Linked DNA regions of Homo sapiens: regions 2 and 3 are each linked to region 1. A link is a contact called in ENCODE Hi-C or POLR2A ChIA-PET data. All regions are on one chromosome and are shown on one strand. The core of a region is the stretch at or near the end of the contact, and the rest is flanking DNA. Distances in the headings are between cores, read along the strand shown. Region 1 has its middle 24 kb from the start of SVIL. Region 2 has its middle 120 kb from the start of SVIL. Region 3 overlaps SVIL (supervillin).

The links. A loop is a pair of places that touch in the nucleus more often than their neighbours do. ChIA-PET counts read pairs that join two places held with the same protein, here RNA polymerase II (POLR2A). Pooled maps may share reads with other maps.
Region 2: a pooled map shows a loop between it and region 1 (7-fold over the local background). The contact joins two enhancer-like sites. A Hi-C loop is called at or near these places in 2 of 50 pooled maps. POLR2A ChIA-PET finds 5 or more read pairs at or near these places in 6 of 52 experiments (Panc1, T-cell, activated CD4-positive, alpha-beta T cell and 3 more).
Region 3: a pooled map shows a loop between it and region 1 (4-fold over the local background). The contact joins two enhancer-like sites. A Hi-C loop is called at or near these places in 2 of 50 pooled maps. POLR2A ChIA-PET finds 5 or more read pairs at or near these places in 2 of 52 experiments (H1 and OCI-LY7).

The regions. Positions count from the first base shown.
Region 1 is chr10:29,657,184-29,661,462 of GRCh38, reverse strand. It overlaps a transcript of SVIL not described here. Among named protein-coding and RNA genes, the nearest start is that of SVIL, 24 kb to the right of the region's middle. RefSeq lists an enhancer at 1,728-2,927. Within about 2 kb of position 1,747, at least 25 of the 41 ENCODE cell types and tissues checked have a DNase peak (open chromatin) inside an H3K27ac peak, as active enhancers do.
Region 2 is chr10:29,756,489-29,760,549 of GRCh38, reverse strand. No RefSeq gene overlaps it. Among named protein-coding and RNA genes, the nearest start is that of SVIL, 120 kb to the right of the region's middle. Within about 2 kb of position 2,474, at least 8 of the 41 ENCODE cell types and tissues checked have a DNase peak (open chromatin) inside an H3K27ac peak, as active enhancers do.
Region 3 is chr10:29,555,026-29,559,522 of GRCh38, reverse strand. SVIL (supervillin) reads left to right here. Exons shown (of 38, transcript NM_021738.3): 4 at 4,415-4,472. The coding sequence starts at 4,465. Among named protein-coding and RNA genes, the nearest start is that of MIR604, 12 kb to the right of the region's middle. Within about 2 kb of position 3,247, at least 4 of the 41 ENCODE cell types and tissues checked have a DNase peak (open chromatin) inside an H3K27ac peak, as active enhancers do.

The DNA.
Region 1 (4,279 bases), core at 498-2,997:
TCCTTTCTCCGGTGCCCTGTTTTCCTCTGGAATTCTTTTCTGCTTTTATTCCGGTTTGACTCGTTTCTCGAACTTCAACCTGTCCCTAAATTTGGACCTTTTCCTGTTTGTATTCTTGCTTTTTTATTTTTCCTAAATGATCCTGACTGCATGAAAGCTGGTTGATGGTGGGGTTTTCCTGTCAATATATTCTGAAGTTTTACTCTCTAGTGACTGAGGTTTTCCCTTTGTCTTTAAGCAAACCAGATTTCTAGGACTCAAGTGTTTCAGGCACAGGCTTTTTTTTTTTTTTCTTGTGAGACGGTGTCTTGCTCTGTCGCCAAGCTAGAGTGCAGTGGCGCAATCTCGGCTCACTGCAACCTCCGACTCCCTGGTTCAAGCGATTCTCCTGCCTCAGCCTTCCGAATAGCTGGGACTACAGGCATGTGCCACCACACCTGGCTAATTTTTGTATTTTTAGTAGAGACGGGGTTTCACCATGTTGGCCAGGATGGTCTTGATCTCTTGACCTCATGATCCTCCCATCTCAGCCTCGCAGAGTGCTGGGATTACAGGCGTGAGGCACCACACCCGGCCCAGGCACAGGCTTTTTAAACTCCTTCTTTGTCCCTGAGCTCATGATTTCACTGCAGATTTTCTTCTATCTGGACTCACAGTTGTAGAGCCCCAAGGCGATTGCTGTGCACACTATGAGTTTGAGAGCCCATGCTCCAGAGGTCAGGAGGGGAATGAGCCAGGGGAAGACGTGAGCGTCTGGGCAGAGATTAGCACTCTCTTTAAGAAGAGGGAGGGATGAGAATGTTTCTATTCTGCCCTTTCTTCTTGGCTTCTTGTGATTCTCTTGGCCCGTTCCCCCCACCAGAATTTTGCTCTGTGGCCTAGGCTGGAGTGCAGTGGTGAGACCATGGCTCACTGCAGCCTCCACCTCCCAGGCTCAAGCGATCCTCCCACCTCAGCCTCCCTAGTAGCTGGGAGGTGTGCAACACCATGCCTGGCTAATTTTTTATATTTTTTGTAAACACAGGGTCTTGCTATGTTGCCCAGGCTGGTCTCAAATTCCTGGGCTCAATTGATCCTCTCACTTTGGCCTCCTAAAGTGCTGGAACAATAGGTATGAGCCACCCCACCCTGCCTTTTTAATTTTTTTTTTGAGTCAAGCAAGGTGTTGCTTTGTTGCCCGAGCTGGAGCGCAGTGGTACAATCGTAGCTCACTGTAACCTGCAACTCCTGGGCCCAAACAATCTTTCTTCCTCAGCCTGTTGGGTAGCTGGGACCATAGGCAGGCCCAGCTAATTTTTAATTTTTTTGTAGAGACAAGGTCTCACTGTATTGCCCAGCTTAGTCTTGAACTCCTGGCCTCAAGCCATCCTCCTGCCTCAGCCTCCCAAAGTGCTGGGATTACAGACATGAGCCACTGTGCCCAGCCCCTGTTTTCTTTTTGAGTAGTTTTCTTTTTCTTTCTTTTGTGGCTGGTTCAATAAGAGGGTCTCCTTTTCCTAAGCAGGCAAAGGATTTTTTAAACCAGTTTGGAGCCCTAAGGAGGAGTCCCAGGGGAAAAAGAGAGGCTTACATTGATCTAGCCCAGTTCTCAAGGCATCAAAGCTTTTTAGTAATAAAGAGATTTGTGGAGGAAAGGGAAAATGATTTTTTTTATTGTTGGAACAAAAAACGGTCTGCTTAAACCCAATAATTTGTCTGTGTTTACCGCAACCATCTCTGTGGCTTACAAGAATGAGTTCATGACTGTCTGAATTCCACCAGGCAGTGGTGACAATAATTTATTTTTTAACCTTGTGGGAACTTCACATGGGCTGACTCCCCTTTGACCCCGCACCCATCACAAGATGATTTTTTCCTAGAAGTTGCCTCTGGGGCTGGGCTTCTGGAGATGAACCCCATTCTCTCTATGCTGGATAAACCAGGCTTCTGACATCCTTCCTGTGGAATATTTATAAAAATGAGCGCCAAGGAATTCAGCTGTGGTTTCTTGCAATGCCTGGTGTGGTGCCAGCTGTTGCCCAGTTCAGAGCCCTCTGTGCTTGAGTGAATTCTTTTCTGACTTTTTCCGGCGGTAAGAATACAAGGAAGTGCTGAGTAGACAACAGAGAGGAGATGAGAAGATGGAACTCAATAGCCTAAGACAAAAGACTTCCCAAAGCCACGCTTGTTAACCACTAACCAGCTGATAAACGAGGGGCTTTCCTCTGTAGTCTGGGATTGCAGGGCTGGAGCCTTCTGTGTTGGGGACCTCTCCCAGGCTGAGTCATTAAGAACCACACAGAGTGTCAACCCTCGAGTCTAAAGAATGACTCTGTAACCTTGTGAGTCATCTTTCATACAAATTGCACCTCGTCAGGCAAACCACAAGGGGAAATGCATGTTTGCCTTAATTCTACTCTGGTACATTCTAGCATAGGTGGGGTTTCCCCTCACTCTTTGAGGAAAATAAATGCAGAGATTGTCTCTGCCTGGAATGCTTGACATAGACCAAGTCATAGCCAAATCACTCACCCTGATGCCTTCGGTGAGTTATTCCAGTCTCCTAACTCTCCACCCAGCATGTCTTTTTCTGTGGAATTGGGTCTTTGTTAGTTCCATCCAACTTCGTGATGAATTTCAACCCATTTCTTATTTTCTCAGTTGTCCCTTTGTGGCAAGGCTGCTGTTCCCAAGCCTCCATATTTGTTCTTTTGTTTTTAATTTTTTTAAAGACAGGGTCTTCCTTGTTGCCCAGGCTGAAGTACAGTGATCCAAACATGGCTCACTGCAGCCTTAACCTCCTGGACTCAAGTGATCCTCCTGCCTTGGCCTCCCATGTAGCTGGGAGCACAGGAGCACACCTCCACGCTCAGCTAATTTGTTCAATTTTTTGTATAGACAGGGTTTCACTTTGTTGCAGACTGGTCTTGAACTCCTGGCCTCAAGCAGTCCTCCCACTTCAACCTTCCAAAGTGCCAGGATTACAGGTGGGAGCCACCATGCCTGGCCATCCCTATATTTGGATCTGATTTTAAATTTGAATTTAGAAAGTACTCATATTTACCAAAAATGATTCTTGCTTATAGACCAAATAATACAATTTTAGTCCTCCCAGAAAAATAAGAGCTTTGGAGAACCATTGCATAGAAATGACTTTATTCACTGAGTTTACGATGAATGGGAAAAATGCATTCTTTTATTGAGCACTTTTTATAAGAGGTTTAAAAAGATACTTTAACCACTGCCTGTAATCTGTAGTTGCTGATGTTGATGAGTATTTGAAAGGGAAAAAGCTCTTTGGAGGCAGCAGATTAATCACAGCAGAGTATCCAGTTTCATTCGTACGTGTGGTTGTCTTGTATTGTTTGCTATTTTCTTTCTCAGATTTTTCAGTAGAGACTTTGTCCTTTTTCAGAGAGAGTTCAAGTGGATGGCCTTGAGGACTTGAAAAGCTGAGATATGATGATTTTGAAGTCATTTCACATCGAAGCCATGATTTAAATATCGGCGTTAAGGTAAGTATTGAGGAAAGAAATATGACACTTTTGTGGTTAACACATTATTGGCTTTGCTTGCACTGTTAGAAGAGATTAAAGCACATTGTGAAGGGTGATTTTGTTTGAATCATGTTCAACAAACCAGAGCTCGAAGAAGATTAAAGCGGCCTCTGTGATGCGGTGTGGAACCATAGACATACAGGAGAGCTGAGCCACTGTGATGGTTGGAAATGTCTTCATTTTTCCTCGATGGTCATGTGTCCCAGTGTGCCCTTTATGAACTTCAGGAAAGAACAGGAAAGCTTACAGCTGTGGTTTTCTTTCTGAGCTGAGCCGTGGCTATTAGGGAGCTTTCGGGGAGTGTGAATTAGATAGGACCTTTACATAGGAGCAGAGCCAGCCAAAGGAGTGAGAACAGGAGCACCCTTCTGGAAACTGTGCTATTTGACCTGCCTCTCTGGAGCAGGAGTTCTCAAAGTGTGTTCCCTGGAACACAGCTCCCTACACCACTAATACAGTGGGGACCTGGGTCAGAGGATGGGTCTATGCCTAAGTGCGTTTGGAAAGCATTGGATTAAAGTTAAATGACCTTCTTCAAAACTAATGAGCTTTGTGAATCTTGATGGGTGTGAGTAGTGGGCAGTGCTCACCAGAGTTCCATGGAACTATTTTCTTGTGAGGCATCTTAAGACCAGTGTTCCATTTGTTCATTAAATATTGATTGCGCACCAGCCATGGATGGTGTTAGATGCTAGGGATGCAGCAAAAACTGAGGTTGACAGTGCTCATGTTTAGATAATAAA
Region 2 (4,061 bases), core at 1,225-3,724, 98 kb before region 1:
CCAGGTGACCCTTTCCCCTTCCATTTGCAAAGCTGTATATGCACTTATGATATTCCAATTTTACTTTGCATGAAACCCCCCAGGTATTACTATGAAAAATGTAAATCCCTGAGCATTTTTCTCAGAGATGCTGACTCCATTGACATTGTGAAGGGTTCAGAAGTCCACATTTAAAATAAGCAGGTCAGGGTATTCAGCAGCACACTCAGGAAAATGCTGACCTCAGCACAAAGGAGTTGCTTAAACGACAACAAATTCATGAATGAACTGATAAACTAACATGGATGCTTATGTTGTTAATATTCTTTAATTTGTACACTTATTTTACACATACTATTTTAAATAAATGATATAGTTCACAATTTGTAAAAGCTTTGTAAAAGTTTTTTTTTTTTTTTTTGACTCAAAGTTATGCTCTGTCACCAGTCTGGAGTGCAGTGGCCTGATCTCAGCTCACGGCAACCTCTGCCTCCAGGTTTAAGCAATTCTTGTGCCTCAGCTCCCCAATAGCTGGGACTACAGGCACCTACCACCACACCTGGCTAATTTTTTTTTTTTTTTTTTTTTTTTTTGTATTTTAGTAGAGACAGGGTTTCACCATGTTGCCCAGGGTGGTCTCAAACTCCTGAGCTCAGGCAATCCGCCTGCCTTTGCCTCCAAAGTGCTAGGATTACAGGTGTGAGCCACCGAGCCTGGCCATTTGTAAAAGTTCTTAAGAGTGGTAGATCACAGTGGATAACCTTATAAAACCATCTAACATCAGAATTTCTGGCACTTCCTGACATGTTACCCTGAGCAAACATTAAGCTCTCTGCATTTCCGTTTATTTATGTATAAAATGGGGATGATTATTGCATCTAGTTGTGATGTATATTAAATCAGATTATGCATGCGGAGTGGGTTAGTGTTCACCCCAAATTCATGTCCTTCCAGAAACTCAAACTATTACCTTATGTGGAAATAAGGTCTTGATAGACTTACTTTCTTAAGATGTGATCCTATCAGATTAGGGTTGGCCCTAAACTTAATGACTGGTGTCCTCATAAGAAGAGGGGAGGACACACACAGAGATGTCCACATACACAAAGAAGAAGGTCATGTGATGAAGGAGGCAGCAGACTGGAGTGAACCAGCCACAAGCTAAAGAATACCAAGCAGGGTGGCCACCACCAGAAGCTGGAAGAGATGAGGAAGGATTCTTCTCTAGAGCCCTCAGAAGGGCCATGGCCCTGCTGACACCTGGACTTAATTTGGTTTTCACTCATTTTTATTTAGTGATTAATTGATTGATACAGGGTCTTGCTCTGTCACCCAAGCTGGAGTGCAGTGACATGATCACAGCTCACAGTAGCTTTTAACTTGGGCTCAGGTAATCCTCCCATCTCAGCCTCCTGAGTAGCTGGGACTACAGGTGCATACCATCATGCCTGGCTCATTTTTTATTTTTTATTTTTATTTATTTATTTATTTATTTATTTATTTATTTATTTATTTTGTGATGGAGTCTCGCTCTGTTGCCAGGCTGGAGTGCAGTGGCACGATCTCGGCTCACTGCAACCTCCGCCTCCCGGGTTCAAGCGATTCTCCTGCCTCAGCCTCCCCAGTAGCTGGGATTACAGGCGTGTGCCACCACGCCCAGCTAATTTTTGTATTTTTAGTAGAGATGGGTTTTCACCATGTTAGCCAGGATGATCTCGATCTCTTGATCTCGTGATCTGCCTGCCTCAGCCTCCCAAAGTGCTGGGATTACAGGCGTGAGACAGGTTCTCTCTCTGTTGACCAGGCTGGTCTTGAACTCCCAGCCTCAAGCAATTGTCCCACATTGGCCTCCCAAAGTGCTGGGATTACAGGTGTGAGCCACTGTGCCCGGCCTGACACCTTGACTTTATATTCTAGCCTCCAGAACTATAAGAGAACAAATTTCTCTGTTTAAAGCCACCTAATTTGTGACACTTTCTTACAGCAGTCACAGGGAACTAGTACAGGAGGTAAATATTTAACCTGGTCCTAAAAGAAAAAAAAAATGTTTAACCTGGTCCTTGGCACAGAGAAGACACTCACTAATAATTAGCAATTTTGTTAGGTAAATGCAAACTTCTGTGCCAGTTATTCTAACTTGAATCTTTCTCCCTTGCAGTTCTAGTTCTACCCAATATTCAAACTAGTGCCTCCTACATCCCATTTTACCTTGCATTACACTTATATGAGTGTTTTAGCTCTCCTTCTGGCCTGCAAGTTCCAGGCGATGGAAACACGAAGCCTTATTCAGTTTCTGTGTTTATGACAGTCCCAAGCACTGCAGTAAGAAATATTTGAATGCTTACTAGGGATTGGGAGTAGCACTAGGCACGGGAGTTATAAAAGATGATTATGATGCTGTCTCTGCCCTTCAGAAGCTGGAAGGTTTGTCGGGAGGGTGATGGACAAATGAGTCACTGTGGGACTCCGGTAAATGCTATAACAGCCGCGGTGAGAGCCAGGGGAGCAGAGCTGACTCACCCTCAGGTGGGTGCACAGGTGAGACTTCACCCAGGAGACCACTTTTCAGCTGAGGCTTAAAGTGTTACAAGCAGAGTTCCCTTGGTGGAGAAACAAGAGATCGCCGGGGTTCCAGGCATGTGCAAAGACCAGAGTGTGATGGCCCAGTGGGCACCACTGAGGAGTTTCAACTCTGTCCTGCAGAAATAAGAAGAAACCACAAGTGTAATCACATTTAAATAGATTCTTTTGGGGCAAGGCCAACTGTCATTCCTTGAAGGAAGTGCTTACTGAAAAGCCTTAACACACCAGGCATTGTCTGGTTGGCTGCTGGTTCATTTGGGGTCATCCCCTCTTTCCTGAGTCCTTGAGTCACTCTGAAATCAAAGGGTAGCTCCTGAAACTTCTCATGAGCTGTGCCACGGTGACATTAGGACAGGAATTGGGGGTGGAAGTGAAGAACTGAGTGGGCAGGAAGGTCTGGAAGAGCCCAGCAGAAATAGGACATGACTAGGGGGCCTAGACAGAAAAAGTAGTGAGCAGAAGAGAAAAAGAGGGCAAATGAAGGTAAAAGTTCACTTCTCTCTCCGTGAACTTGGAAAAGACCTGGCCCTCCAGTGAGAAGTGGGCTGGGCAAGAATGAGCTGCTCAAATCCCTAGGAGTTCTGGAAAGGTGGGGGAAAAAGAGATGACAGCCTGAGAAATCATACCAGGGCTGAGAAGAGGAGGGAAAGTCTCTCAACTAAGAGCTGAAACAGAATTCCTAGCTTGTCTCATGACTTAGCACTAACAATGAGGTCTCAAGATGGGTGAGAGAGTGGATGCCGGCCAGGTCTCCCACCAAGTCCACAGGGCATCGGCAGAGGAAAGCCTGTTTTGCAGATTGAGATTTCCCATAAATTGTTACTCCTTATATGTATTTTACTCACAATTTGTCTCATCAACTTTATCAAAGTAAAATTTTAGTGCAATAAAATACCACCATTTAAAATGTATGCTTGTAATCCCGGCACTTTGGGAGACTGAGGTAGGAGGATTGCTTGCAGCCAGGAGTTCAAGACCAACTTGGGCAACATAGCGAGACACCATCTCTACAAAAAAAAAACAAAAATTGTTTTAAATTATCCCTGCATGGTTGTGCACCCCTGTAGTCTTAGCTACTCAGGAGGCTGAGACAGGAGGCTCCCTTGAGCCAAAAAGTTCAAGGTTGCAGTAAGCCACGCGTGACAAAGTAAGACTCTGTCTCAAAAAAAAAAATGTACATCTGATGAGTTCTGACAAGTGTATATACTCAAGTAAGCAACCGCTACAGTCAAGATGCAGAACAGTTCCTTCACCCCAGAAAATTCCCTTGTGTTGCTTCCCAGCCAATTCCCCTCCCACTCTCAGCTTCAGGCAACCCCTGATCTGCTTTCTGTCCATGTAGATTAGATTTGTCTTTTAGAGAATTTCATGTAAATGAAATCATACATTACATAGTCTTTTGTCAGCTTGGCTTCTTTCACTCAGCATAATGTTTTCGAGATCCACCCATGTCACTGTGTACATCAGTAGTTTGTTCTGTTTTTGAAGGCTAACATTTC
Region 3 (4,497 bases), core at 1,998-4,497, 100 kb after region 1:
TATGACACAGCATATAATCAATTGAATTGTAGCTGGTGAACCTAATTTTGAAAAGCATTCTTATTCTTTTTTGTTAAGAAATACACACTGAAGAATTTAGAGATGAAGGGGCCTCATGCTGCAATTGACTCAAATGGTTCAGAAAAAATACTATGTAAATATGTATGTGTATGTATGTACATAGACACATATGCACATGTAAATATACTTAAGAGAAAGAAGAATAAAAATAAACCCAATATAGTAAAATGTTAACATATTGTGAAGGATATCTCTTACATTTTCTGTACGTCTGATATTACAAAAAATTTTTTTGAAGTTTTAAAAGAACACAAACCTTCAAGATTTTCAACCAGAAGGCAACTTTGGTAGAACTGTAGGTAGGCTTTATAAATAAAACAACAGCGTTACAACATAGATTTCCACAGCAATGGTGACTTTCATGCATGATGTTTTTAGTATTGGCTTTATGCTATTAATAGTACAAAAACATGTTTTATATGATTAATAATATAAAATAATATAAAACATGGTTTATATAATAATATAAAATATATAATATAAACCATATTTTTTATATATATATATATATTTCGAGGCAGAATCACACTCTGTCACTCAGGCTGGAGTGTAGTGGCACAGCCTTGGCTCACTGCAACCTCTGTCTCCCGGGTTCAAGCAATTCTCCTGCCTCAGCCTCCCGTGTAGCTGGGATTACAGATACATGCTACCAGGCCTGGCTAATTTTTTGTATTTTTAGTTGAGACGGGGTTTCATCATGTTAGCCACACTAGTCTCAAACTCCTGACCTCAAGTGATCCACACACCTCAGCTTCCTAAAGTGCTGGGATTACAGGCAGGAGCCACCATGCCTGGCTATTATTATTAATAATAATATAAAACAGATATGTAATATAATACACATTAATTATATTACATGTTAGTACAGACATGGGGAAAAGAGGCAAAACTCAAAATGTCTCTCTGTTGCTTCTTTTTGTCTTGTACATCATTTCTTATAATCCCGTTTCTGTAGGAATGAGGCATATCTTGGTAATTAAAAATATATTTGCTAGAAAGAATAGACTGAGAGGTCATCATTTGTTTGCTGGGGAGACTTTTTTATTTTCCTTTTAAAATTCACTATAGATTTTCACTAGGAATTAATAAGCTCACCAATACATTTAAAGGACAATTTAATTTATAAGCTCATTTAATTCCTCAGTGAAATGATCAGAGAGGACCCTAAGGTGTCCCTTCAAGTACCCACTATGTTGATGGATTCTAGCTTCCAGGAGCAATAGGCTTGGCATAGCTTTGCGTTGAATCTAGGCTTGACTGAAAAGAGTGCAGTGCTGGGCTAGTGGCGTCTGTACTGTGTAACCTAGGGCCTGGGTGTCTAAGGCACAGGCTGTGTATTTGAAATTCTAGTACTGGGGAATCAGTGATTCTCAATGGTTCTCAATTTAGGGCAGTCCCTAAGGGGCTTTAGAAATATATGAGGATATTTTTGTGTCACAGCAAATGGGGGTGATTTAGCATCACTATAAGAACCTGGGACATTCAACATCCTGCGGCAGAGCTCACAGCAAAGCCACTTCCCATTCAGAAGCCATTAGCGCCCCCATAGTGATCTGGGAGCTCTCCAGAGCCAGCCTCCTGAGCCCATGACCCTGATGAGGTCCATCTGTGTGTCTGCTAGATCCTATCCTGAGAATTTCTCGTTTTATGCCCAGAAGTGGATGGCTATCAGAGGGCAGTGTTCACTGGAAGGGCAGTAGGAAAGTCTACCTTTCCTGTGGACAGGAGGCTTGCACAGTCTCCCAACTAGATCTTTCTTTCTGGAATATGGGAAATAGAAAATAGCAGGAAGCAACATGTTGCTTTGCTTTTCCATGCACTGTTGTAATCTTTTTTTAAAATGCCTTTAGTTGCATTTCTATAGAAAAATTTTAAAATTAATTAAAATTTGGATGAAATGAAAGTGATTTTCAGCAGTCTCTAATTAGAACCAAGAAAAGTCTATCTTAACTTTTTCCAGTGGAAGTTACATGATACTCGGTTTATTAACGGTTTTGATACTTATCCAGTTGAAATAATGTGGGGCAAGAAAAGGGACATGTTAGGCCAGGCGCGGTGGCTCACACCTGCAATCCCAGCACTTTGGGAGGCCAAGGCAAGCAGATCCCTTGAGCCTAGGAGTTCAAGACCATCCTGGATAACATAGCGAAACCCCGTCTCCACAAAAGACAACCAAAAGCTAGCCAGGCGTGGTGGCACATGCCTGTAATCTCACCTACTCGCGAGGCTGAGTTGGGAGGATCACTTGAGTCTGGGAAGTTGAGGCTGCAGTGAGTCGAGATCGTGCCTCTACACTCCAGCCTGGGTGACAGAATGAGACCCTGTCTCAAAAAGAAAGGGAGGGGGGAGAAAAGAAAAGAAAGGGAAGGGGAAGGCAGGGGAGGGGAGGGGATGTGATTATGCTACTCAGGACCCTATTAATATTTTCTATTTCTCAGTTAGGGTTTGAGGCATGGGTTCAAGTCGTACCTTTTAGGCACCCTTGGAATTTGGTTTTGATAGCTTCTTGAGTGGTCTTTTGAAAAATAGGGCTCCACTTTCCTCTTTGGGGTTTAAATAATTAAAACCCTTTGGTTTTTGTCATCCTTGAAAATATTTTCAAAATATGTCCTACCAGCCATTAAAGTTGTATCACCATAATCCCACTAGGGCTAATTTGTTGACAGGGAAGCTGTTGTTATTGACCAAGCCTCCTCTCCCAAGGCCGCATGGCGGGGTGCACCATTCTCATTATACCCCTGTCTTCTAAATAGGAACATGATTAGAACAAGGACTTCTCTGCCTCCAGCTACTCTGATTCCTGGGGAGGCCAACTGGGAGACCTTTTTGAAGTCAGAGGGAGAGAGGTTTTGTTTTTTTGAAGCCGGCTATCTCAACAAAAGCCAATTCAACTGAAGTTTTAAGGTGGCTATCACTTAAAAATAAATGAAGAAAAACAAGGCTTCTATCCCTGAACACAAAGGGCAATATAAAACTTTGTGTGTGTGTATGCGTGCATGTGTGTGTGTGTAGTTTTGACTCATTACTAAAAATTACCACTTAGAGAAAAGAAAATGGAAATTGAAGCAGTCAAACATCAAATTCCTTTGAGTTTCTCCTGTGACTCAGCCTTTCAAAACTTTTCATTGGCCCTGGCCCCAGGCTGTCCAGCCACCCCTCTCTCTTTCTCCCACCCCATTCTGAGTCCTTCATAGGAGTCACTCAGATGCGCCCTTATGAATTTAAGCTATTGAGGAGGAGGCAAAAAGAGAGACCTTTATTCTCCATGAACTTTGGCCATTTCTCCAAAGAAACAGTTGTCTGGCATCTCAGTAATATCCTTGTAGTCAGTATCATGTGAGAATCTCCCAACCTCAGCACAGCGTTTGTTCTGTTTCTCCAGTGCTGCCAGAAACATTGGGGTAATTACCTTACCCATCATCCACCTAAATTATAGCAAGGAAACCATTGTTAACATTTGCTTCCAGTGAAAGCCTGTGCAGGGAGGCGGAGGACCTGTGTTCATCTAAACTGTAGCTAATTGAAGCGGCCACTTTAGGCACTGCTGGAAACACAATCAGATAGTTACAGCCATTGACAAATTCCGTGACAGGGTGGAGGAGAAGCGGCTGTGAGTTCATGCTTGTAGCTTGCCGATGGCCCTGTGGGGTTCACACTCCTAGTCTATACTTCTGTAAATGATTTCCATAATAGAAGCTTAGAATACTTTGTTAAATCAAACAAAAGTTAGAAACAGTTGCTGAGATTTCTGCCTAAAATACTTTCCTAGAGAAAGCTTGCTCGTCAGGTCTCCCTTGATTCCCCTAGATGAAATAAAACCTTCTGCCTTACCCTGTAGGATTTTACTTCTTAGCCAACCTATATATGTGACATATACGTGAGTCACATAGCTAGGTGTTACAATATATATACAACAAAACATTCTATTTAAATTATTTTAATGTATGTGATTTTAAATATATTACATATATATTTCATATTAAACAGTATGTTGAGTGAGCATGTCTTAGCTTTGCCTTGATAACTCTGTCATTTTTATGGGCATCAAATATTCAGCTTGACCTTAGAAGAGGATGATGCGTCCTAGGGTGTGTCCATGTGTGTGTGTGTGTGTGTGTGTGTGTGTGTCTGCACACTCTTATTCATTTGGCATCTGCCTCCCCTACTAGGAAACAGTTTCCAAGAAAGCAGGAACTTGGTCAGTTTTGCATGTCACTGTGACATAGGAATCAAGAACTGAAATTTGCAGTTCAATAAACACGTTGCATGAGTGAATAAAATGAGCGCACGACTACTAAATACTATATTTTGTTCTTTTTTGGTTTTCTTCCAGTTGCAGAATTAAGACAAATCTTTGAACCAAAGAAGAAAGAATTCTTAGAAATGAAAAGGTAAGATCTTTATAGTGGGAGTTAG